Linked DNA regions of Homo sapiens: all the other regions are linked to region 1. The links are chromatin loops, found by intact Hi-C in ENCODE. Cell type or tissue: dorsolateral prefrontal cortex. All regions are shown on one strand.

The links. Hi-C counts contacts between places; a loop is a spot of excess contacts. Peaks named below come from ENCODE experiments on the same cell type or tissue, not always from the same donor. Only the 100,000 strongest peaks of a DNase experiment are listed, where the experiment ranks them.
Region 2: it touches region 1 in a loop (11-fold over the local background); 4 of 110 quality-filtered maps call a loop at or near these places.
Region 3: a loop joins it to region 1, with 2.3 times the contacts of the local background. A loop is called at or near these places in 2 of 110 quality-filtered maps.

What each region holds. Positions count from the first base shown.
Region 1 is chr11:119,887,899-119,895,898 of GRCh38, forward strand. No RefSeq gene overlaps it. Among named protein-coding and RNA genes, the nearest start is that of LINC02744, 100 kb to the right of the region's middle. RefSeq lists an enhancer at 1,123-5,051. In dorsolateral prefrontal cortex, a CTCF peak has its summit at 3,677; DNase peaks (open chromatin) are centred at 3,743 and 4,823; H3K4me3 peaks cover 1,273 bases; H3K27ac peaks cover 3,011 bases; H3K27me3 peaks cover 922 bases.
Region 2 is chr11:119,971,745-119,979,744 of GRCh38, forward strand. No RefSeq gene overlaps it. Among named protein-coding and RNA genes, the nearest start is that of LINC02744, 19 kb to the right of the region's middle. RefSeq lists enhancers at 3,485-4,167, 6,322-7,196. In dorsolateral prefrontal cortex, no CTCF peak of the experiment used is centred here; DNase peaks (open chromatin) are centred at 2,897, 4,017, 4,307, 5,189 and 1 weaker place; H3K4me3 peaks cover 2,966 bases; H3K27ac peaks cover 6,336 bases.
Region 3 is chr11:119,672,744-119,680,743 of GRCh38, forward strand. NECTIN1 (nectin cell adhesion molecule 1) reads right to left here. Exons shown (of 6, transcript NM_002855.5): 2 at 5,672-6,022; 3 at 4,812-5,114; 4 at 4,359-4,476; 5 at 2,416-2,567. Among named protein-coding and RNA genes, the nearest start is that of NECTIN1-AS1, 33 kb to the right of the region's middle. RefSeq lists enhancers at 836-1,385, 1,406-1,455, 3,976-4,270. In dorsolateral prefrontal cortex, a CTCF peak has its summit at 1,240 (motif pointing right); a DNase peak (open chromatin) is centred at 1,197; H3K27ac peaks cover 4,380 bases.

The DNA.
Region 1 (8,000 bases):
GGCAAATCATCTTCCTTGTCCCCATCCCTTTGCTGTCTTGGCAGCAGAAGGGATTTCAGTTCGACTTTGGGAAGAACATCCCTGCTCTCCCTTTGAGAAGAATCTTGGACAGGTTCCTATTCTTTCAGGGATACCACAGTGTGGTCAGGTTGCTACTTCTTGACACTGCGTTTGGGTTAAGCCCGTTCCACTCCTGTCTTTTGTTTTTGCTTTTTCCCCTAATCGTCTATAGACTTCCCTGGTGCAGAGCAATCACCCTATGGAGCATGGCCCTGAAGCTGAGGGGTGCAGTGGAGGCCATGTTCGGGGTCGGTGGTGACATAATCCTGGAAAAGCTCCATCTGTCATCTCTGGCCTTTTACTGTTGTAACAGCACTTATGGTCCCAGCCAACTGCTGAGGAATCTGTCTGTGGTTTAATTAGCCTATAACTCCAGCCTCCCCTACCATGCAAGAAAGCAATAAACAGCTTCCGTCCTCTTAGAGGGACTGGGAAGTCACAGCAGGGGGAGCTCCATGGGGCCTGAGGCCAACAAGGTCTTTGAGGACAAATGAAGGACTTGGGGACCCACAGGGGACTCTTGGCTCATGCCTCCTTTCTCTGCTTGGGCCGTGGGAGGCCAGCCAGTGGACCTCAAATGAAAAATAGCAAAAGTAGCAAAACAACCCCTCATGTTTACAAAGAGCCTCTCATCCATCAGGAGCGTTCTAAGACAAGATCTCAGTAGGAGCCACTGCGGACCTTGGTTTATTCTTATATAAATGAGGCCATTGGGCTCAAGGATTCCTGAAGTCTCTTCTCCGACCAGACTTTTTGTGGGTTCCATGGTCCTAATAGAATTCTGGTGATGTGATGACACCTGGAGCTGGTGTCATTAGCCTCATCTTAGAGTTAAGAATGCCAAGGAGCAGAGAGGGAAGTGACAAGCCACAGCCCATTCAGCGAGTCCTGCCAGAGCCAGACCCAGACCCTGGTGAGGTGGGTGGTGGAAGGAGATGGACCCTGATGTCTGTCTTCTTAGCTCAAGGAGATGGAGGTGGGAGGATGGGGGCCAGAGGCCCTGTAGCTCTTCCCCTGATCCATTTTGAGGAAGGGTCTATCCTATCACCCTGCAAGAGCGGGAGGCTGGGGAGCTTATCTGGTGATGGTGGGGCATCTGGTCCCCACATGTGCAGACCAGGATCCATGCCTGAGCCTCTCCACTAGCATACCTACTCCAAGAACGTGGTCTATTTTGTTTCCTGTGGTATCCCCAGTGCCTAGAACAGTATCTGGCATAAGATGGTACCCAAGTAATGCTCGTCATTGAATGACTGAGAGACAAGTCTAGGCCCCTGGGATGCCAGGGCCCCCATTCCCCACACCCTGATCCTCTCTGCAAGTCCAGACACATGAGCAGTGTAAGCATTGCTAGCCGGGCACTGGGCCACAAAGGTTTCCGAGATCCAGAGAAAATCCTCCCCTGCTTGGCTCCCCACTTTTTTCTGGTTGCATCTGAGCACCCCCTGACTTTCTGCCCCTTTCCCTCACCTTACCCAGTCCCCTCAGTGTGTGATGGATGTCCTGCCAGGGACAGAGGGTTCGATCTGGATTTCCAATCTCCTCTGGATGCACCAACGCCAAAATACAATACACAATTACAGGGACACGATACATTAGTGATCACTGAGAGAAAGAAGCCCCTTTTAGGCAGCAACGCCAACGGCTGTGTCTAAACTTATGGATACAGTCAGCTCAGAGTCCCTCCAGTCCCCGGGCAGGAAGTGAGCAGTCTCCAATACCCCATACCCATCCTCCCTCTGGGAGTCCTTCCAGGCTCCAGAGCCTCAGTTACCTCTACCTCTCCCATGTAGCCAGCACCATTCTGTCCCTTGGGGTTTTCTCCCTCTGGCTATAGCAGAGGACTTGGTCTCCCAGCACCTACTCTGTGCTGCCTTCCAAGCATGTACAAAAGCCCTTTTCCTTCCAAGGGACCATCTACTGGGCCATTTAGGGAACAGAGGGGGGGTGACAGATCCCACAAGATAAGAGACAATCATGTGGGCTGCCACCTGCACCTGCGAGTCACCATCCCTGGCCTTCACTTCTTGCCTCCACGGTCACCACTGTTTGCCCTGCTGGCCACTGGCTTCTCTTTCACCCCAGATACCCAGAGGCCTGGAAACACAATCTGGGCAGTACAGGAAATGCAACTGCCCTCCCTGTCTCTAGGGCCGGACCAGCTCCAGACGGCCTCCTGCCTGGGCTGCATCTGTCTGCACAGGGTGCACCAAAGAGAGGATCACCCCCTCCTCTCCAGAGTTTTGAAAGCTAGGATTCAGGATCAGGATCTGTAAGCCCCTAAAATTACATGACAACTTGGTGTCTATGTGTATCTGCACTTTTTCTGGAAAGAGGTTTTCATAGCCTTCAGATTCTCAAAGTCCTTTAGAACAAAAAAAGGTGGTCCATGCCTACAAGGGTGGTGACAAGAGCCGAGTGGGTGTGGGGGCTGAGCTTGCTGAAATAGTAAATAGGAGTTTGGAAGTTTATTTTATTGCCTTAAGCCCGGAATTACATTTTCTTTGCATGTGGATGAGTCTGCTTTTCTGGTTTGCCAAATAGGTTGACCATTGATGTCCAGGTGAACACACAGAGTTAGCCCAGCCCAGACCACGGCATAAACCCAGGGTGTAATTCAGCCCCAGAACAACCCCCAGGGCAGGGGCCAAACACCTTTAAAGCAGAGCCCAAGCTATCGCAGCCACCCAACCTGAACACTCAGTGCGCAGCTGACAGCCAGCTGGACGTGGGGCTGAGTGACCTCAAGCCTAGGCTGAGGGTCCCTCAGAACACAGCCCCTTCCCTCAAACCCTTGGGGTATTGGAAGAGACTCCGCTGAGGCCCACTCCCAGCTACCAGGTGAGGACTCCAGGCACCTTGCTTGTGATCAGGCCTCCAATCTCTGCATATTCCAGGAACATGAGTCTGAGCTTGCTCGTCTCACTGAGAAAGCACGCAGGCCAGGAGACCAAGAAGCAGGTGGGAGGTAGGTGATAAATATCACAGCCCCTCAGCCTGCTGAGACCGTATGACCTTTGTTGAATCACCTAATCTACTTGGCTAATTATGCCCATTTCCCCTTCTCTCTTTTCCTCTTACTTTTCCTTCCTTGTCACAACGTGGTACTTCAGAAACTCTCTCGGAGGAATTTCAAGGAGCTGGCTGGGTCTCTGTGGAACACATTGCATTATCTCATTACGATCTCGCCTGGTGATCGGATTCCGTTAGCTGACTCTCTTTATTAGCAGGCAAAAGCAAACTTATGAAATGCCTTTAAACCTGGATTTCCTTAACAATCTATCACTGGGGAACTGACAGCTCTCGCTCGCTTCCCTCTGCCAGAAAGAATTAAGATTGTTCCTAATTTAATCTCTCTTCCGCATCGAAGGCGGATATTTGTGTTTCAGCAGCAAACTTGTATTAAAGGCTCTTGGGTAGGAGGCTTTGGATCGTCACAGACTAACTCTGATAGGTGTCTGTGTGCCTTCGTGCAGATGGGGCTGGCCCTGGCTTCAGGGGCCCTGGGCAGAGGCTCCCAGATGCTGCCCTTGATGAAACTTGCAGCCCTGTGGCCCTGCTGGGAAAAGATAAGAGGGCAGATTTGAGAATCACTGGCTTTGTAGTGTCAGCGTAAGGGTGTTGGGGGATGGCTGAGGCTGTCACAGACACTGCCCATTGTACAGCTGTCTGGCACGTCGGCCCTCTAGCTTTCTACAAGTCAGAATCACCAGGCTGCTCTTGACAGCATTCCAGCTGAGCTGTGCCCTGGCTGTACTCCCATGGGCATGGTGCAGGGATGTTGGTACCCCCCCAAGTCCCCTTTGCTGGATGGGTGCAGCCCATCCCCCAGCCCCTGTGTGTGTTGGCCACTAAAGCCCCCAGCTGCCCCTTCTCTGGATAATTCACCTGAGCTGAGTAGGAGCTGCCTGCCATCAGAGGCTAGCTACATGCCTTCTCAGTTCCCTTGCCCTAAGCCAACAGCTGATGACCGACTAACAGACAGTAGGGAAAAAAGACCGGGCCCCTTGCCTCAAGGTGAGCCTGACCTTGTGGTATCATTTGTGCTCCTAAGCTCCCGGTGGATTGAGACTGAAGCTGATCTCGGGCCCAGACCACATCCTTATTTCCTTCCTTCTCCCCATTTCTCCTGAGAACGCTTCTCCAGCAACACTTTCACGAATGTCTGCTTCTGGGATATGGTTGCCCTTGGGCTGCTTGGGCTTCTGGGCTCTGATGTGCCTCCCTCTGGGTCAGATTGGGCATGGAGGGACTTGCTGTGGACAGTCGAGGCTGGTGGTACCCTGCAGTCAGCCGTGAGCAGTAGCCTGGCCCCACAGGCTGCTTCCTGAGGACCTGGCACTTCCTGAGAACCCCCACACACCCACCCACCATGGAAAGGTTTGGCTGTGGGTGCCTGCCTGGGACACCCCCCATCCTTACTTGTGGAGCACATAAGCTGCTCTCCGACACTGCTCTGAACCATGGCCTCTTAGACACGCATCACCCCAACCAGGACTGTGGAGCCTGACGTGGCGCTCCCTGCCAAGCACATCACGTCCCCTCCAGGCACTCTGCACGGAGATTTGGGTGGCTGCAGATGAGGGGGAAAGAGCTGTGTTGGAAAATCCTATTATCTAGCCAGGCCCCCACTGTTAGCCCATGCATGAAACCAATTTACAAAGTGTGAGTCAAAAGCCTCCAAGGACCGCCTGTTCTTGCGGGAGCCCAGCAATCACCCTGCCCGCGGGCCTCTGCAGACGCAATGCCGTCTGCGCTCCGTCCACTGAAAAGCTCTGCTCAGAGATGTCAGTCAGTGCCCTGGGCCGGCCACCCCCCTGCTCTGCTGGATGTCGGGAGAATGTATTACTGAGAGAGAAGAGAAACACTCTGAATGGAGCATGATTATTTTCAGATCTCCATTTTGCTGATGGCTTGAGCAAGCCCAGGTGAGACTCCTCGGGTTACAGAGGTTTTCTGAAGGTCATACTGTCTGTCCATCTTCTGTCGCCGGGTGCAGGCAGGGGCGAGGAGGCTCGGACCATAGTTGTAACTGGGGCAAGGCACTTAACCTCCTCTGAGCCTGGGCTTCCTTTTCTATAAAAGGAAAACACCTGCAGAGGGCTAGCAGGGCTCCATGAGATGACGCACACAGAAGTGCCCACCACACAGTAGGCCCTCAACACATGTTTATTATCATTTTTGCCTGAAACACAATAGTTTCTACAAGGGTCCCAGGAAGGAGATGCTTCTGTTTTCTTTGTAGAATAATCTTACGTGTCTTAGCCTGTGTAACAGGCAAGAAAGTTCTCTGATCTATCCAAAGTGTCGCTTATGGAAAAAGAAATTACTCTGTCTCAGAAGAGACCTGTTACTACTAGCTAACACTGACCGAGTACTGCCTGTGTGCCAGGCACTGTGCTGGGTATTTTACACACATTTAACTGTTTAAGCCTCACTACGACCCTGGGTGCTGGATACTGTTATTATACCTGTTTCACAGATGGAGAAACTGACAAACAGAAATTGCCCCAAATCACACAGCTAGTAAGTGAAGATGGGATACAAGTACGATGTAGAAGATGTTAACAGAGGGACACCATGAGATGCTTATCTCAAATTCAGTCACCCAGCGTGTGAGACCAGAGTTGGGGATTCTCTGCTCTGCTTCATCTAGGGAAGCTGCGGCTGGAGAAGTGGGCCCACCCTCTCCTCACACCTTCGTCCCCCTCCTCCTGGCTCCCCATATCAGATTTGAACAGAAATTGGGCCACTCCATCTTTGACATTAGCCTCCTCCTCAAATGTCCCAGCAGGCTGGGGAGAGCCTCAGAGATGGGAGCCGGCTTGGGCCTACAAATCTCGCCTTCCTGCCCAAACCGGGGTTCAGCCCACTAGGCCATTTTCATCCAGCGGGTCAAAAAGGGCATTGCCAAGGCTTCTCTTCCCCCGATCTCCTGCTTCTAGGTGTCCTGTTTCTCAGTGGACAGTGTTGATCCAACCAACTACAGAAGTCTGTCCTCCATTTCCCAGGGACAGGGGTTCTGGTCCCTTCCAGGGGCAATGAGAGTGACCTCTAGGTCTTAGTGTGAAGGATCCTGGAGGTCACACAGAACACAGCAATGACATGTGTGGGCTCTTGAGTCAAGTCAATGTTTGTATGTACTGGGACCTCACTTTCCTCACCTGTAAAATGGGGAGTTGGGGGGATTTAATGTGTACAATGCAGTGGCTAAAATAGGTTAAATAATGGCTACTACAGTGGCTAGACCCAAAATTAAAATTTGCCTTTCCTGTTTGGATCATCTGGAAAATTCACTTTTTTTTTTTTTTCTTGAGACAGAGTCTCACTTTGTCATCCAGGCAGGAGTGCAGCAGTGGCACGATCTCAGCTCACTACAACCTCCACTTCCTAGGTTCACGTGATTCTCCTGCCTCAGCCTCCTATGGAGCTGTGATTACAGGTGCCCACCACCACACCTGGCTAAGTTCTATATTTTGAGTAGAGATGGGGATTTCACCATGTTGGCCGGGCTGGTCTCAAACTCCTGACCTCAAGTGATTCACCCACCTCGGCCTCCCAAAGTGCTGGGATTACAGGCATAAGCCACTGCACCTAGTCTCACATTTCTACTCAAAGCAGTCGTAAGGTTCAGTGAATCAATGTGAGGGCTTTGTCTCTCAGCTTGATCTACAAGTTTTTGACAAACCAGAGGTGAGCGGAAAGGAGAAAGAAGCTGAGGTGAGCAGGCAGGTGTGGGTAGGGATGGCCAAGAGGACCATGAAGCCAAGCCGGTTATTTGTCTCCAGGTGAGCCTGGGGAGCCCAGAGCTCATTAGAAGCCCTTGATCAGCTAGCAGTGGACGCAGCCTGGTTAGACAACTAGGCCCTCTCTAACGGGGCCTCCAGGGGGCTGCACCACCCTGAGTGGAGGGTATCCTCTGGTCACGGGTACTCCGTCTCGTCCTATGTGGCAGTCTGCAGAGTGTCAGCACTGGTCCTTCCCAGCCCCACCCCGACCCTTGTGGGGTAGGGTGATGGTGGAGAGCCCTCAGGCACTACAGAGAGAACTGGGCTGTCTGTAACCTCCAGGCACCATGGACCATGCTTCAGAATCCCCAGGACCTGAAAACCTGCCCTCTCCATGGGACGCACAGGACCACGTCATCAGTGGGTGACAGATGCTCCCAAAGAGATCCTGCACCCCTTCTATGACCAGATAGGGCTCCACTAGCCCTTACCTGGTGCTCTGCCCCCAGAGCTGGGCACCAGCCCCTTTTCTACCGTAAGGGTCCTCAATGTAGCCCCTTCACCCTGGCAAAACTCCAGCATGGGTCTGATAGACTCTCTCCTGAAAGTATTTCCTGACCAGGACAGACACTGGGAGCCCACCTGTCGATGAGCCAGCCAGCCCTGGTGAACTTCCAAGGGTCACTGAGGGCCCTCCAGACCGTACGAAGTGTCCATTCTCTATGAAAGGGGCCTTTCAGCCCCACAGACAAGAAGGTCCCTGCACATGTGGAAAGCACTGTGGACCCAACGAAGGCTTCCACAGGAAGGCAAGCGGGAGTCCTTCCTGCCTCCAGGTCTTGGCTTGGAGGAAGGAGAATGGCAGAGAAGAGATCACAGGGCTGGTCCTGCCTCGAATAGTGTTGTGAGTCTTTCTGAGCTGAGTTTAGAGGCAGCAGTTCAGAAGGAACTACAGTTTCCCTCCTCCTGCGCAGGCCCACAGGGGTGCTCACAGGCCAACAACCTGCGCCACTGGTTGGAATCACCCGGGAGCTTTCCAGAACCCTAATGCCTGGAGTCCTACCCAGAAATTCTCATTTTGATTGGAATGAGGTGTGGCCTGGGCACTGAGATTTTTAAAGGCTCCGATCTAAAATTTTTTAAAGATTTTTAATCTTCAGCCAAGTTTGAGAACCCTGGAGTCCACATGCACATAGAGACAGCAATGGCCCC
Region 2 (8,000 bases), 84 kb after region 1:
AGATCCTCTGCCTGTAAAATGGGGATAATAGCACCTACTGCTGCTTGCCTCACAGGGTTGTTATGAGATTAAAATGAGATTACGTCCATGAAGGCTTTCTGCATTTCGTCAGGTATCATGGGGAGCACTGGTAGATTATTAAGAGAAGGTGGTGTTTGTTACACAATTTGGAAGACCTCAGTTGGAGTCCCCACTTTCTTCCTATGACTTAGGCAGGATGCCCAGTGTCTGCTCCTTGGTTTTCTGATCTGTACATTGGCAATAACAACACTGCTATGGTCTTAATGTTTGTGTCGCTCAAAAATTCCTATGTTGAAATCCTACCCCCACAAAGTGATGGTGTTAGGAGGTAAGGCCTTTGGGGGTGATTAGGTCGTGAGGGTGCAGCCCTCCTGAATGGGATTAGTGCCCTTGTAAAAGGGCTGAAGGGAGCCTGTTTATCCTTCTGCCCTTCTGCCATGTGAGGGCACTGAGACAAACCACCATTTATGAGCCAGAAAGCAGTTCCTCACCAGACACCAAACTTGCTGGGGCCTTGAACTTGAATGTCCAGGCCTCCAGAGTGGTGAGAAATATAAATGTCTGTTGCTGGGAAGCCACCCAATCTGTGATGCTTCATTATAGCAGCCTGAAAGGACTAAGACAGACACCCATCCTACTCTACTTTGTTGTGTGGGTCCAGTGAGACAACACAGGTAAAAGTGTTTCATGACTGTAAAGTGCATGTCAGACTGGGTCGTTATGCTGATGGCAGGACCTGGAGTATGTGCCCCTGCCTGGGGTGGTGCTGGAGCTAACTAGGGGACAGTCTGACAGTTGGGGTGCAGGTAGTCTAAGATCTTAGGGGGCCTGGTGCCCCGCCAAAGCCATGCCCTTCTAGTGGAATATTTGAGGAATCTAGTGGCAAACTAGCCCCTGACCTGGTGGAAGGGGCTCCCTGGGGCTGTGATGTCTCTTTCCTGGACCTCATAACTGGAAAGGAGACAGGCTGGATGTTTCTTCTAGAAACGCCGCCGATGTTGTGAACTTTACAACAAGAGTCTAGTCTTCGTCGTTTCTTCCTTTTCCACAAGTCTTGGGGAGTCTCTAAAAATAAGGTACAGGAGACCCTGAGCCTTTTTGAGAAACAGGAAACCTAAGGGTGTCTTCTATCTTCACGTTTTCTTTCTTTTTTATAGTTACAGCTTCAGGGAACAGATGTGCAGGTTTGTTACATGGATCTACTGCATAATGGTGACGTTTGGGCTTCTGGTGCACCCATGCACCCAGGTAATTTTTCAACCCTCACTTCCTTCCACCCCACTCCCCTTTTGGAGTCACAAATGTCTATTGTTTCCATCTTTTTATGTCCATGTGTACCCATTGTTTAGCTCCCACTTATAAGTAAGAACATGCAGTATGTAACTCTCTGTTTCTGAGTTATTTCACTTAGGATAATGGTCTCCAGCTCCATCCATGTTACTGCAAAAGACATGATTTCATTCTTTTAAATTCTTTTACATGGCTGCATAGTATTCCATTTTACACACACACACACACACACACACACACACACACACACACATACACACACTACATTTCCTTTATCCAGTTATCAGTGAATGGTAACAGAGGTTGGTTCTCTGACTTTGCTATTGTGAATGCATCTCCATATTTTCAACCACACAATGCCGTACAGTGGTTTCATTTCCTCCTCTATAAAACAAAGACAGGACTGGGCACGGTGGCTCATGTCTGTAATCTCAGCACTTTGGGAAGCCAAGGCAGGTGGATCACTTGAGCCCAGGAGTTCAACACCAGCCTGGGCCACATGGCGCAACCCCATCCCTACTAAAAAAAAATACAAAAAAATTAGTCGGGCCTGGTGGCACATATCTGTAGTCCCAGCTTCTCAGGAGCCTGAGGTGAGAGAATCACCTGAGCCTGGGAAGTTGAGGCTGCAGTGAGCTGTGATTGTGCTACTGCACTCCAGACTCCAGCCTGGGCAAAAAGAATGAGATCCTATCTCAAAAACAAAAAACAAAACAAAACAAAAAAACCTAGCTGGTCTGAGAGGCAGAGGGGGCCTGGGCCTGACTCCCTGCTGACTGAAGCTTGCTGCTGTTCACCAGCCTCATGGCACATGGGGCTCAGTTTCCTGTCTCAGCAAAATGACAAATGGCTGCAGATGGAGGACTTTGAGGACACTCACAAATAGCTGAAATGGAAATGTGAAATCCAGGAATGCCATGTGGAATTCCCTTGTGACAGAGTCCAAATGGGAACTGGAGGCCTTGGCTTGAGCAGGGTTCAACCCCAAGACATCACACAGGCTGCAAGATCACATCCCCAGCCTGGGATCCAGTGTGCCCTCTGCTGTCTTCTGGGGCTCCATTTGCTTTTCTGACTACCGGGACTGACATCTGTGAGTGAGAATGCCTGACGAGGTAAATGACATAATGCATCAGAAACTCCAGGGGCCCCAGACAGTTTTTCCCAGGTTTCGTCCAGAGCAGGGGAGAGGGCAGCTGGAGAGGCCATGGCCAACATGTGGCTGGGCAGGCTGGGGAAGAAGGGAAGAATGTGCTGAATCGTTCCAAGCCCCTCAGAGCTGTGGCAGACAGATGTGGAGTCTGGCCAGAGGTCCCTCCTGCTGTCTTCTCTGAGCCCTGTCTATCTAGATACCTCTGATGGCTGGGGTCAGGGAGGAAGACAGGCCCCTGGGCCACAAACGGGACAACAGCAGCTCTACCTTTCATCTCTGATCCGCTTGCCTCCTTCCCCATGGGGGAAGATGGCCCCAGCATTTGTTCTTCCCTGAAATGCTTGTTGAGATCAATATACAGGCAGGCCCAGAGGGGAGCCATGTAATGGAACATTGTCTTCCAAGTTCCGAGCTGTCTCCCAGGACTCCAGAAGGCCGGCTGTGGCTATGTGCCCAGTGAGAGTCCCACACAGATTTCTGCAGTATTGTTAGGGTTTTCATCATTAGTATCGACTTGCTCCTCATCTGGTAGACACATAAATCTCTCATCTGACCAGAAAAAAAGTGTTGTGGTGGGAAGAACACTGAGCTTTCAGCAAGAATCTTGGGGTCTACCTTAGCCACTAAGTCAGTGCACTAGTGGCTCCTCATCTGTAGAATAGGGGTGAGCAATTCCTGTTCTGCTCGCCTCACTGGCTCACATGAAATTAAGAGTGCAAAATCATCTCGACTGAGGGAAGAGAAGGCACCTGTATTGAACACCTGCTACATGTCAGGTGCTTTACCACAGGGTCTTCCCCAACTCACTGAGACTTTACATATGGTAGCTCATTAATCCTCTCGGCAGCCTATAGGTGGCTATTGTCATGACCATTTTACATGTGAGGGAATGAGCCTTGGAGAGACTCAACGATGTGTTCTAGCCAGTAAAGGGTGAAGCCACATTATCCAGGACAGGCAACATCGGCATCACTTGGGAGCTGTGAGAAAAGCAAGTTCTCAGACCCCACTGCAGACCTGTGAATCTGAGTTCCCAGCGATCTCCTCTGCATGGTGTTGATTTCTTTCTAAGTATTCAAATATAAGCCCAAGTATAAGGTGCAACAATAGTACAATAATAGCATACCCACTCTGGGGGCAAACTCTCCCTCCAGGAGGCGTTTCTGACAAATTCTGGTTCCTGTTTCTTGGAATCCAATCCTACTCAGAAAGTTAGAAGCACAGGCCCTGCTGGGCTGCCCTGTCGGACACATGGGGAGAGTCTGGAAAGACACTCACCCACCCCACGAGACCCCACCCCCAGCCTGGGGCCAGTTCCTCCCTGGAAATGAGGCAGAAGAAATCCACCTCTTTACTCCTGGAATTTGCTTCCCAGATGAGTTCCCTAGTTGGAAAGATTGTGCGAGTTCCTGGGGCCCTGGAAGGCTTTGAAGCATTTTCCCTCTGCATCTAACACTGCTGGCCCCCCACCGGGCAGTGATTGGCTTCGGAGCCCCTCCCAGCTTGGATACAGAAGCCGCTCCCGCCAGGACGCCCAGTAAGTGACTTGATCTCGGCGCTGGCAGATGGTGGAGCTATCAGAGCTGCAGCTGCCTTGGCTGCACACATCCCTCTCGAGGGAGCTTTCCAGTCATTTAGCTCCACTGCGGACTCAGAGCCAAAATTAACAGTCTCCGGTGGGCCCTCAAAGCTCACCACCCACCCAAACACTCTGGCTTGCTGTCATTCAACAGATAGCCAGTGGGGAGCGGGGCCCAGACTCACCCTCCCTGCCCACCACCCGCAAGAGGAAACAGCACCACCACCTCTTGTGCCACAGCTGGGCCGGTCCCAGGAAGAAGCCAGCTGGGACTTGGAGTGACAAGCCTTCCCTCTGATGTGTGTGCAGGGGGTGCCTGGTACAGAGGGACAGCAACCACAGAGCACTGCAGACGCCAAGACATGGTAAGGGGCCAGGACAGCCGAGCTGCCTCCCATCTGACACTGGCTTCTCAGGGGCTAGGCCGGGGGGCTCCTCCAGGGGTGGGTGGTGACAGTGTGCCCAGTGGTTAAGTGCCCGAGCCTTGGAGTTGGACACATTTGGGTTCAAGTGCAGGCTTCAACAGTCATTCACTGTGTGGTCTGGGGCAAGGTAGCCAACCCCTCTCAGCCTCCGTTTCCTTATCTGGAAAATGGAGATAATTACCCACAGTAGTACCTACCTCAGGTAATGAGGATTTAATGAGAATGTTAATGAATGTTAAGAGTTTAGCAGATGCTCGACAAATACTAAGTACTTAATTAATCATACCTGTCATTATTCAGTAGGCCTGCCCCTGCTGCAGGGCATACAACTTAAAAATATACTTAAGAATAAAGAAAAGCAAGGGTCAATGGATGTGGTTGTTCATTCAAAATCCCTATTGTGAGAACCTACTGTATGCAGGGTGTCTTAGTCCATTTGGGCTGCTATAAAATAAATACCACAAACTAGGTAGCTTATAAACTATAGACATTTATTCCTCACAGTTCTAGAGGCTGGAAAGTGCAAGAGCAAGGCACCAGCAAATTTGGTGTCTGGTGAGGGCATTCTCTCTGTGTTCTCATCTGGTGGAAGAGGCAAGGGATCTCTGTGGGCTCTTTTATAAAAGCACTATTCTCGTGTATGAAGGCCCCACCCTCCCAAAGGCCCCACCTCCTAATTCCATCACTCTAGAGGCTAGGATGCCAACGTATGACTGTTAGGGACACACAAACACCTAGACCCAGCACAGGGTGCTGGTGGTGTGATGAGGAATAAGCTGTGGACCCGCCCTCGTGGTGCTCACAGAGGAGAGGGAGCCTGGTGGGTCATGCTCAGAGCTTACAGAATGGCAAGTATGCTGGGACACGCAGAGATGCCGTAGAAGCCCATGGCTGAATATGAAGGAGCCTTGTGACTCAGGGAAGGTTTCTTGCGGGAGGTGATATCACAACTGAGTCTTAAAAGATGAGTTAATGAAGCCACAAGGGGCAGGTGGAGCAAGAGGGAGAAGATAGAGTGCAGCAGGAAGCCGTTGAGTGCGCTCAGAGCACTCTGGGACCTGCAAGCAGCCCCGCATGCCTGGAGCCTAGGGAGGTGCAGGAGCTCTGGGCCAGGGCAGGTCACAGAGGACCTTGTGTATATGTCCAGGGGTTAGGACTTCTTTATCCCGAGCACCTGGTGACTAACTCACTAAACAAAAAGATAACGGCTAAGTCTCTGAAGGACTTTAAGCAAGGGAGTTGCACAGTCAGGCTTTCAGTTCAGAAGGCTCACTCTGGCTGACAGGGAGAGGACGTCCAGAAGGGGCCTGCACTGGAGGCCCATGCAGAGTCCAGGAGATAGTGGACAGGCTGGGTCCAGAGGTGTGGCCAGCAGGCTGCCCCCACTCCCAGGAGATATGTTGGTGAGGCGGGAGGAGCCAACACAGAGGAATGGAGTAGGGGCCTGGGGGGACCGGACAGACAGGCTGGCATCTGGTTGTGGAGATGGAAAAATAACTGGACAGGAAAGGGAGGGACTGCAGCAGGTCTGTTGGATGGGGAAGAGGAGAGGGCTATGTGGGAAGGAGGTAAGGGGGCAGGGCAGATTTGCCTGACTCAGAAATGCCTAGAGAAGAAAGGCCATGGAGGCAGACGCAGACTGGGGCAGAAGGGTCCCCTTGAGGCTGCCTGTGTGGGAGCGCTTACACACTATCCCATGGGGCCGCTGATCTGCCCCTCCTGATTACCCTTCATCCTTCAGCACTTCCCCTGGGCCAGGCTCTGTGCTGGGCTGAGGGAGCAAAGAGGAAACGCCTTGGCCTCTGCTCATGAGGCCTCCCAGGGCAGGAATGTCCAGGAAGGGGGTGCCGTCGTTATTGTCCCCACCTTGCAGAAGACAGGACTGAGTGTCTGAGCCTGTGACTAGTCCGGAGTCATGCAGCCAGTTAGGGACAAAGCTGTAGTGAGAAACGCGGTGTCTGCTGTTAAACGTGGCGAGGTTTACACTGCATTATTCCAAGTCCCGGGAGGAGAGCCCCTGGAAAGCATCTTTGTGCTGGCAAAACCCTCCCTGAGGTCATGAGTCGGTTAGGCACCAGTAAAGGGTGCCAAGGTGAGGATGGAGAAGGTGGTGAAGGAGGGTCCAGCTCCACTGCTGAGGCACACAGCTCCCCGGCAGGGAGAAGCGGCTCGCGTGAATTCACATTCAAAACGCATCTGATGCACCATGTTCATTTCATCTTCAAGTCTTCCGGTAGAGGACTTCTGCCTCCCAACAGCTCCCTGGAGCCCCCTGCCCTTCAGGAGGTCCTTGATTTTCTCCATAATGATTCTCAGAACAGTTTGAAACCCATTTCAAACACAGGGAGTGAGGGACGCCCCGGCGACCACCAGCCCCCTCTGTGTTTGCCACAATGGGGGAATCTCACAAGATGGGTTTCCGTGCTTCCGCCTGTAGGAGTGTCCTTTTCCACAACCAGGGACTGGCGTGTGCCCTCTCCACCCTCCCCAAGCCCAGATAGGTGCCCACAAGCAGAGGCAAGGCCCAGGTCCCTCTTGCCCCAGCAGCTGGTCAGAAAATGAGAAGAATGAGCAGGAAGATAAGACACCACACGACCAGAGCCTGGAGGGCTGAGCCGGCAGACAGAGAAGGGGCACCCTCCCTCGCCCTCTTCTCCTCCCTCCTCCTCCCAACATCTGAGGCCACTGACCCCTCTCCTGCACCAGTGACTCCTGAGACAACAGAGCTTCAGGGGTGAGGAGCTCCATTTCTGGTCTAAGAGCTGGGGTCCCAGAGTCCCAAGATGCAGCCCCAGCAGGCCAGAGCAATAAGCTTTTTTCCTTGTCCACATCCCATGGGTCACTGCCCCTCTGTCAGAAAGGGTGGGCACCACTGCTGGCTCCGGAGGGTGAGGTCAGAAGAGGAGAGACCATTCCACCTGATGCAACAAACACTTGTTCATTCACTTGCTCACTCACTCACTCATTATCATTATCAGTATTATTATTTAGCACCCACTATGTGCCAGGCATTGGGTTAGCCTATAGGAATAAGCAAAGCAGGCCCAGTTCCTGCCCTCGTGAAGCCTGCAGTTCAGGTTGTTGCACACCTACTGTGTGCCCTTCTTGGAGTCAGGTAGTAGAGGAAGCTCCAGGATGAATGAGCTAGAAATTCTGCCCTCAGGAGATGTGGCAAACAAGCAGCCCCATTCCAGGCTGTCCCTGGCAAGGGTGTGGCTTGGGTGCCAGTGGACTCCAGAGGCTGTTCCCCTGGTGCACGGAAGCCTCTACGTTCCGAAAGGGAGGGGCTCACTCAGCCTCCCTCAATCACCTCTTCTCCTCTGACACCTTCTATACCAAGATGACCTTCCTGATCTCAGACCTGGACCTCCCCAGCTGCATTTTAAAATAACATGCTGTTATTTTCAATTGCAATGGCAGTCCTGCTTTCTCCAGAAATTTCCCCTCGGTTTAATACGAATGGAACTGGGAGCCGGAAGAGGCCTGGGGCTCTGACCCAGCTCCACCACTTAGATTATGACCATGGGATGGC
Region 3 (8,000 bases), 220 kb before region 1:
TTTCCTTCCCATGCTTCCCTGGCCTGGGCATCCCGCCCTCCAGCCCTGCCTACTCACTCATCTCCCAGCAACCACTCAGTGCTCCTTCCTCAGGGGCCCAGGTCCCCAAGAAGCCATGCCAAAGCGAGTCTGCGCAGGTGTGCAGTGGCCCAGCACACACGTGTTCTGCATATGCGTGTCCCTCCAGCACACCCCCTGCTGCCCACCTTCTGCCCTGCCCCAGTCACTCCTCATTTCCCTTTCCAGATGTGCCCAGGGTAAAGTTATTACCCGAACGAATGCCCAGAATGAAAAATTAAATTTCCACTTATCCCTCTCGCTCATGCATTCCCTCTGGACCAGTGGGGCTTAGAGCAAGGGCATGGCTGTGCCCTGCGGGGTGGGCTCCCCAGAGAATGTGGCAGGCACGGGCCGACGTGGAATGGAGGGTGGTGAGGTCAGCTGCTGCTTGGAAATTGCCTGAGAGCACAAGAACAAACAGCCCTGAGAAGGCTCAGGCCAACTCCCTGAGTCCTCTGGAGGGGGCTGAGAGTCCCTTCCGAGAGAGGCCAGCCGCTCAGCGCCTGGGCCTATCAATGATTCAGTGAGTGCCATGCGTCCCTGGCTCCTGCCTAACGGGGCTGCCAGCAAGAGCCATGTTGTGTCCCTCTTCCAGCTGGGACCCTAGGTGGCCCGGCCCTCCTGCCCCCAGCCCACACCCCTCACATGTTGATAGCCCACCATCAGGGGAAGGTATCACCACGCAGGGAGTACTGCATGATCGTAAGAAGCCTGAGACAAGTGTGAGTATCCCCATATCAGAGGTTAGGAAGCCAAGGCTCAGAGAGGTGAAGCACTTGCTCAAGGCCACACAGCTAGGAAGAGCCAGTGTGTGAACACTCAGGCCAGGTCTGTGCTGTCTCCCATGTGACAGTGCCTCCCTGAGGGGTGGTCATGTTCCCTATGGCCACTCCACATGGAACACAGGCCCTGCCCTTCCCACCTCCCCCTTGACTCCCCCAGTATCTCAGAGCTGGAGCTTGGGTAACCATGAGGCTCATTTTGAGCTGTACTTGGACCTTCCCCGCTGGGGAGAAGTGTGTGACACCGGCCCCTTCCACCTGCCAACCCGTGGAAACCCCCCAGCTTTCCCCAGGCTCCAACCCTGATGCTCCTCCTCCTATGACTAGTCTCGGGGCCAAGGCCAGGGATTGCAGACAACAGCAGGTGGCTCCACACTCCCGCCCCTGGGTGAGAGACGTGACAGAACGGCTCTGAGGACAGGTAGGCGCAGACCCTGGACAACTTCACGTGGCTCTTTCTGCAGCTGTGTCCTAAATATACCCACAAATGAGGTCTCCCACTCCCGAGACACTGGCTCAGAGCTCATGAATCCTCGTGGCTTGCAGGTGTGCAGTGGCTTTGTGGCCGGAGCCCAGCAACTGCCGACCAGTCTTCTGTGTCCCTGAGCATGTTACTTCCTATATCTCAGTCACAGTGGGACACCACTTCCTTTTTTAAGACACTCGGTCACCCTGTCACCCTGCAGATAGCTCAGGTCCACTGTAAAAGACGCTCCCCATGTGAAGTTGTGATGGCAGTTTACCCCTGTGTGGACTTGTTTTGATGCTTCCATTAATAATAATGATGATGATGGAGGTCAGGGTAATAATCACGGAACATTGGCCATTTATTGACAGACTGATCTGTGCTAGGTGCTTGACTTACATCACGTAGAATTCTGACAACAGCCCTTCAAGGTACATCATACTGTCCCCGTTTTACAGATGGTGGGGGGGGCCCTGTCCAGGGTCACAGCTGTCTGACATCAAGCCCATGCTCCTTTCACGTCCCAGGTGAAGTCTCTCCTCAGAACATCCTAGCTCTTGTCCTCCCTTTGCCCGGATAGATAAGTTGACAGAAAGCTGCAGGGAAAGCTCAGTTGCAGGGCACACAAAGCACTATGGCTTTGGGCTACATCTTCGCTTTCTCTCCAGTCTCCCTGCTTGAGGTAAGCCTCACTTTCTGGCCCATGAAGAGGTCCTTGACCACAGGTGCAGAGCTTGGAGGAGATGAGCTCCACCTGCAAACCTATCCCCACCATGCCAGCATCCCACAGCGTGTTCTGCTGGCAGATCTACGGGCAGGTTCTATTGGCCCCCAAAACAGCATTGCTGTAAACAGCACTTCCTTCTTCCCTCTCAGAGCCTTCCTCCTGCCCCTCTCTGATTGGGGGTCACCCTGACTGTCTCATTTGCACCCTTTAATGAAAGAAAGAGAAAAGCAAAGCAAAACCAATGGCCAGAGCTCAAGGGAGAACTAGAGAAGCAGGAAAAGGAGATAATCTTCCTGCAGTGGCATTGCTCAAAGGTGAGGGATGCAGGTGGCGAAGGAACCCGTGGGTGCGGAGAGGCTGGGGAGGATGCAGCTTCCTACCTGTGATATTGACCTCCACCTGGCCTGAGCGTGTACCGATGGGGTTGGTGGCCTCACAGATGTAGGTCCCTGCCAGGCTGTAGTTGATGGGTCCCTTGAAGAAGAGGGTTCTGTTCTGGGCCTCCACACCCTTGGGGAGAGAGCCATTTAGCCTGTGGGAAGTGGGAGACACAGCGTAGGGTTATGACTCTCCAGCCTCAAGAAGCTGTTCCTGGGTCACCCACTTGGCTCCAGGCCCCCTAGCCTTTTGCTGAGCTTGTGTGGTAGAGTCTGTCTTTGAAGGAAGAAAAATAATAATAATAATCTCTTTCACTTGGTAGTTTTATATTATTCAGCTTTTCATATTTGATCATAATATGGGAATATAGGCAGGCTAGGTAGGTGCCGGTCCCCCTTAACAGATGAAACCTGAGGTTCAAGGCCAGGGAACCACAGCTAGCAGGCAGCAGCATGGGAGCTCCAGCCAATTCTCGGGACTCCTGGTAAAGTGCTCTTTCTACTTTCCATTCACGTCTCATGGTTGTTGGTCCTTGGTCTCCTGGGCAGCTGGTTAATAATACAGATGCCAGCCAGGTGTGGTGGCTCACGCCTGTAATCCCAGCACTTTGGGAGGCCGAGGCAGGCAGATCACATGGTCAGGAGTTTGAGACCAGCTTGGCCAATATGGTGAAACCCCATCTCTACTAAAAGTACAAAAATTAGCTGGGTGTGGTGGTGCACGCCTGTAGTCCCAGTTACTCGGGAGGGTGAGGCAGAAGAACTGCTTGAACCTGGGAGGCGGAGGTTGCAGTGAGCCAAGATTGCGCCATTGCACTCCAGCCTGGGTGACAGAGTGAAAATCCGTCTCAAAGAAAAAAAAAAAAATAATAATACAGATGCCTTGGTTCTAACCCCAGATCTCCTGAAGCAGAACCACTGGGGCAAAGACCTGGGAATCTGTATTTGACAAGCCACTCAGGTAACGAGATAGGAAGTATGTTCCATTCCACTACTTTGTGTTTTTGCTGGGAATGTCACAGGACCTTTTCATGTGGGAAGTGACTTGCAAATTTGCCAAGGACAAAGGATCTTCTTCCTTCCTCCTGACCCTCAAAGGCCACAAAGCTATTCTGTTGAACCTAGCAGCTCCTGGGTCCACAGAGCTGAAACCAGCCAGCAGGCTCTGCCCACTCACACCTTCAGAAGCACTTTTTATTCCAGGAAGTGGAGGATCATAGGTAGGGCATACCAGTGCCCTCTGCTCCCCAGAAAAAGAAGGCAGACTCCTTCTGGGCAGCTGTCTCCTGGCCACCCATATCAACCTTCTCCTTGGTTCCCCACGTCCCTGTCTTTCTGTGTGTTCCATCCAGCTCTTCTCTGGGAAGAGCCTTGGCCCCAGCTGTCAGAGCCGGCTGGAGGGGAGAAGGCGAAGGCAAGGCAAGGCGAAGACCGTGAGGCCAAGAAGGGGATGGTGGGCCGCAGGGCACGTGCTCCATGAGCACAGGCATTCTAGGCTGGCTGCTGCCTCCTCCCCAAGAATCTGGGGGTGCCAGAGAGAAGGAATAGGGACAAAGAAAGAGCTGAGATGCTCCAGAACACTGGCTTCCCTGGGGACACCTTGATAAAAATAAATACTGGGGGGTTGGGGTGGGAGTGACTCAGACTGAATCACCAAAGGAAAACGACAAAACTCTTTATTAGGAAGAGGGAGGGAAGCAGATCACAAAGGAAACCCCTCTGGCAGAATAGCTTGTTCCATTGACCTTGACACTGTCACACATGGACGTAATGTATATGTGTGTGTTGGGGGTGGGGGTTGTTCTCTCATGGCCCCGCTTCTTACTGAGCCCAGACCCTAATTTCTTCCCTGCCTAAAGGCTCCTGGAGGTAGGATGGTTGCCCCTCATCACCCGTGGTCCAGTCAGCTGTCTTCCAAGGTGACTGGTCAGCCCTGCAGCACTTACGTGGTCCAGTGGTACTCAGTGGCTGGGGGGTTAGCATCAGCTTTGCAGGTGAGCTTCACGTCCATCCGCTGCAGGTACCAGTTGCCATCAAACCCCTCAATGGTTACCTCAGGCTCATCTGTGGGGCAAGGGATGTTTGAAGAGGGTGAGGTCAGGAGAGCGGGACTTAGAACAAGGGAACTTCAGCCAGGAAGGGATGGAAGGAGCAGTGGCATGGAAACAGCCAGGAGAGAGGGAAGTGTGGGTGGGAGGGTGGCAATCACAGAGCCCGGGAGTGGAAACAGGAGGGCGACAGGGAAGGAGGAGAGAAAACGAGCAAAGGGAGGAGATAGGGGAGACAGGAGGGGAGAAGAAAGCACCCCCAGAAAGAGAAAGGGAGGAGAAAGGAGAGGAGGAGGGAGGAGGGACAGTGGCGCCCACCCCAGGAGGCCCCTGGCAGCCAGCCCTGCTCACACTGCACGTTGAGAGTGAGGCTTTCCTTGAAGCGGTCCATGTGGTAGTTGACGATGCAGGCCAAGGACTGCTGGTGGGCTTCCCTGCTGGGCACCAGGCGGTAGCGGCTGATGACCGTCACTGTGCCATTGGGGTTCCGGATCTCCTGGTACTCTGCCTCACCTTTTAACCGAGTTTCCCAGGATACCACACTGGGAGGCTTCCCATTGGCTGAGGTGCAGGTGGCCACCAGGACCTTGTCATCCTGCCCCTTCTTGGCTCGAAGCACTGCCTGGGTACCCTCTATCCAATTGGTGGGTTTGGCTGCGAGGAAGCAGAGAGAGTGATGGGACTAGCCCTGTTGACTTGTCCAAGATGCACCGGCCAAAAGGGCGTGGCATCCGTCAGGCCTTGTCTTCAGGTCCCCTTGGCCATCCCTGCCTCTCAGCTGTGCTGCACCAAAGACTGTCCCAGAACCTCTTGCAGGAAGTTCATCATGTCTAACGTTATGTCCTCCCTGCCCTACTAGTCATATCCCTGTCATCGAGCTTAGGCCTCCTGGAGTCCCAGCATGTCTAAGGCAAGCAGCGCAGGTGGCTCCTTTCCTTACCGTGGTGTCTGATGCTGCTGCCAGCACAGTGCCTTGTGGGCTTCAACCTGAAGAATCACGTTCCCCACTGTCTAGAGATAAGCCCCTGCCCCTAATCCCTAGTGAATTGTGGGGTGGCCTGGCTAGAAGGGACTGGAAGCCTCATGCCTAGAATGATGGCAGCATGCCCACCCAAGGGGGATGTCTGGGGTCATTGAGGCATCCTGAGGATGGCCACGCCCCGAGGTCACAGGCCTCTGGATGAACAGGGAGGGGGCCCAGGGCAGCTTACCCATCACCGTGAGATTGAGCTGGCTTTCTCGATTGCCCGTAGGGAAGGTAGCAAACTCGCAGATGTAGACACCCTCATCCTCCAGCTCCAGGCGGGAGAGGCGGATAGTGCCATCGGTGAAGGAGGGCCGCAGGAATTCCACACGCTCGCGGTAGGGAGCCAGCACGGACACGCCCATGGATGGGTTGTAGATGGCCACGTTCTGCTTGGAGCCATTGGTGGACTTCTGCCATGTGACCTGGGTGATCTTCACGCTGGGAAGCGGGTTGGCAAAGCTGCAGTGCAGAACCACGTCTGTGCCGATGAAGCCATACATGGAGTCGTTCACCTGGACCACCTGGGAGTGGACGCCTGGCCAGGAGGATGGCAGCAAGTGGTCAGTGTCAGGCACAGCCTCCCCCCACCCACACAGTTCCCTGTGCTCTGGCCTTGTCTTTTATAGCAGTCATTATTGTTTTTATTCCGATTGTAAAAATATTAATTACTTGTTATAAAAACACTCTAGGCAACACTGAAAAATCATGAGAAGAAAGTGACAACATCCCATGATCCTTCCGCTCAGGATAATCTTGAAGGATCTATCTCCTTTTACTTTATATCTGTGTATATCCACATAACCATCTATCTATTTTAAAAAGTCAGAATCATGCTGTACATATTATCCCATAAGCTGCTTTTTTACTTAGGGATAGATTATAAACATCACTCTGTGTTAGTAAACATACGTCTGCACCCTCATTTTTGGTTGCTTTTCGAGCAGAGCCCCAGCCTAGGAGCCATGCACTGGCTGCTTTGTCTTCCTGGGCCTTGGTTTCCTCCTCTGTTATATGGGGTGGAGAATCCAGTCCTCTCTACCTCACGAGGTTACTGGGGGAAACAAATGGCGTGATGGACGAGAAGGTGCGTCAGAGGCAGGAGGCTCTGGATGAGCTTGAAGGCCCACGGTGGCTGTCATCATGGCCACCCCTGCTGTCTTCTCCCTCGCAGCTGAGTCCCCATCCCCTGGGGTGCACTAGCTGGGCCCCTCTTACCCAGCTAGGCAGAGGGAAGTGGGCACTGCATAAGGCCAGGCCTCCGCTGGCTCCCCATGGCCTTCACAGCCAAATGTAAATGCCTTCTCTTGGCAAGACCTCCTTGCACCTGCCTCTTGTCCACATCTCTCCATCAGCCACACTTTCCCACCATACCAGACTGGGCCCATCCTCAGAACATGCCACATTCCCGGTTTCCTTCCCTCTTCCTCCCATTTATTCAGCCACGATTTGCCGAGTGACATATTCCAGGATCTAGTGTGAGCATTTGGGTCATATCAAGGAGCAATTGAGTCCCGGCCTCCATGGAGCACAGAGCCTATCCACCCAACACTCCTAGACTCTTACCCAGGCAGCTCCCTCCACCTAGATGGCCCTTCCCCTTCTCCACCTGTGGATGGCCCCCTGAGGCCACCTCCTCCTGGGAGCTTCCCTGATCTTCCCCACCAGAGCTAACCTGGCCACCTCTACCTTGGTTCTTTCCTGCCTTGGAAGGTGGTGGTTACACATCTGATTTCTCCACCAGACTGTGAACTCCTCCAAGGGCAGGGTCTGTCCTTTCCATCTCTGTATCCCCAGTGCCCAGTGCAGCATCTGGCACATAGCAGATGCTAGTAAATATTTGTTACTACACAAATTGCAATGGAAGTCAAGAGAGCAGACATTTGCAAGAAGGAGGGAGTGAAATTCCCTCCAGTCTCCACATGGGTTGTGTTATCCCCTTTAGAATGTCCTTTTTTTGGGCTTCCTTACCCCTGAACTTGGCTCAGCTCCCTTAACGTGGGGCGGTTGTCCTCAGCACTAGGCTGTACACTCCAGCTCTCTCCTGAGTCCTGCAACTCCCCACAAGCCGTGTCCTTGCTGTCATTTGTATACTTCATGTCTTTGTATCCTTACTTCACTCACTTTATTGAGCGTCATCAATAGCATTAATAACACCAGGACCTGTACTGACCCAAGGCAGGGGGAGGATCTAAATGACCCCCCAAGGGAGTCTGGGATCCAAGAGTGGGAATTTGGGGCTTATGCTCACTCACCTCCTCAGCGTGACGGGGATATTGTAGCAACACAGGCTCCTCTGAGGGCCCCAAAACCCATGGTCAGTGCAGTAAGTTGCTCCCCTCTCTTCCGCTCGAGAGGCCACAGGCCAGGTCTCTAGGTCACTGCAGTATCCCTGGTGCTCAGCATAAAGTAGCTACTCAAGAAATGCTTGCTGAATAAGTCTATCTTTGGCTTCACCAAGCCAGGCCCTACCGTGTTCTGAAAGTTTCCCTGAGGTTCCCCCTTCTCTGTGCTGA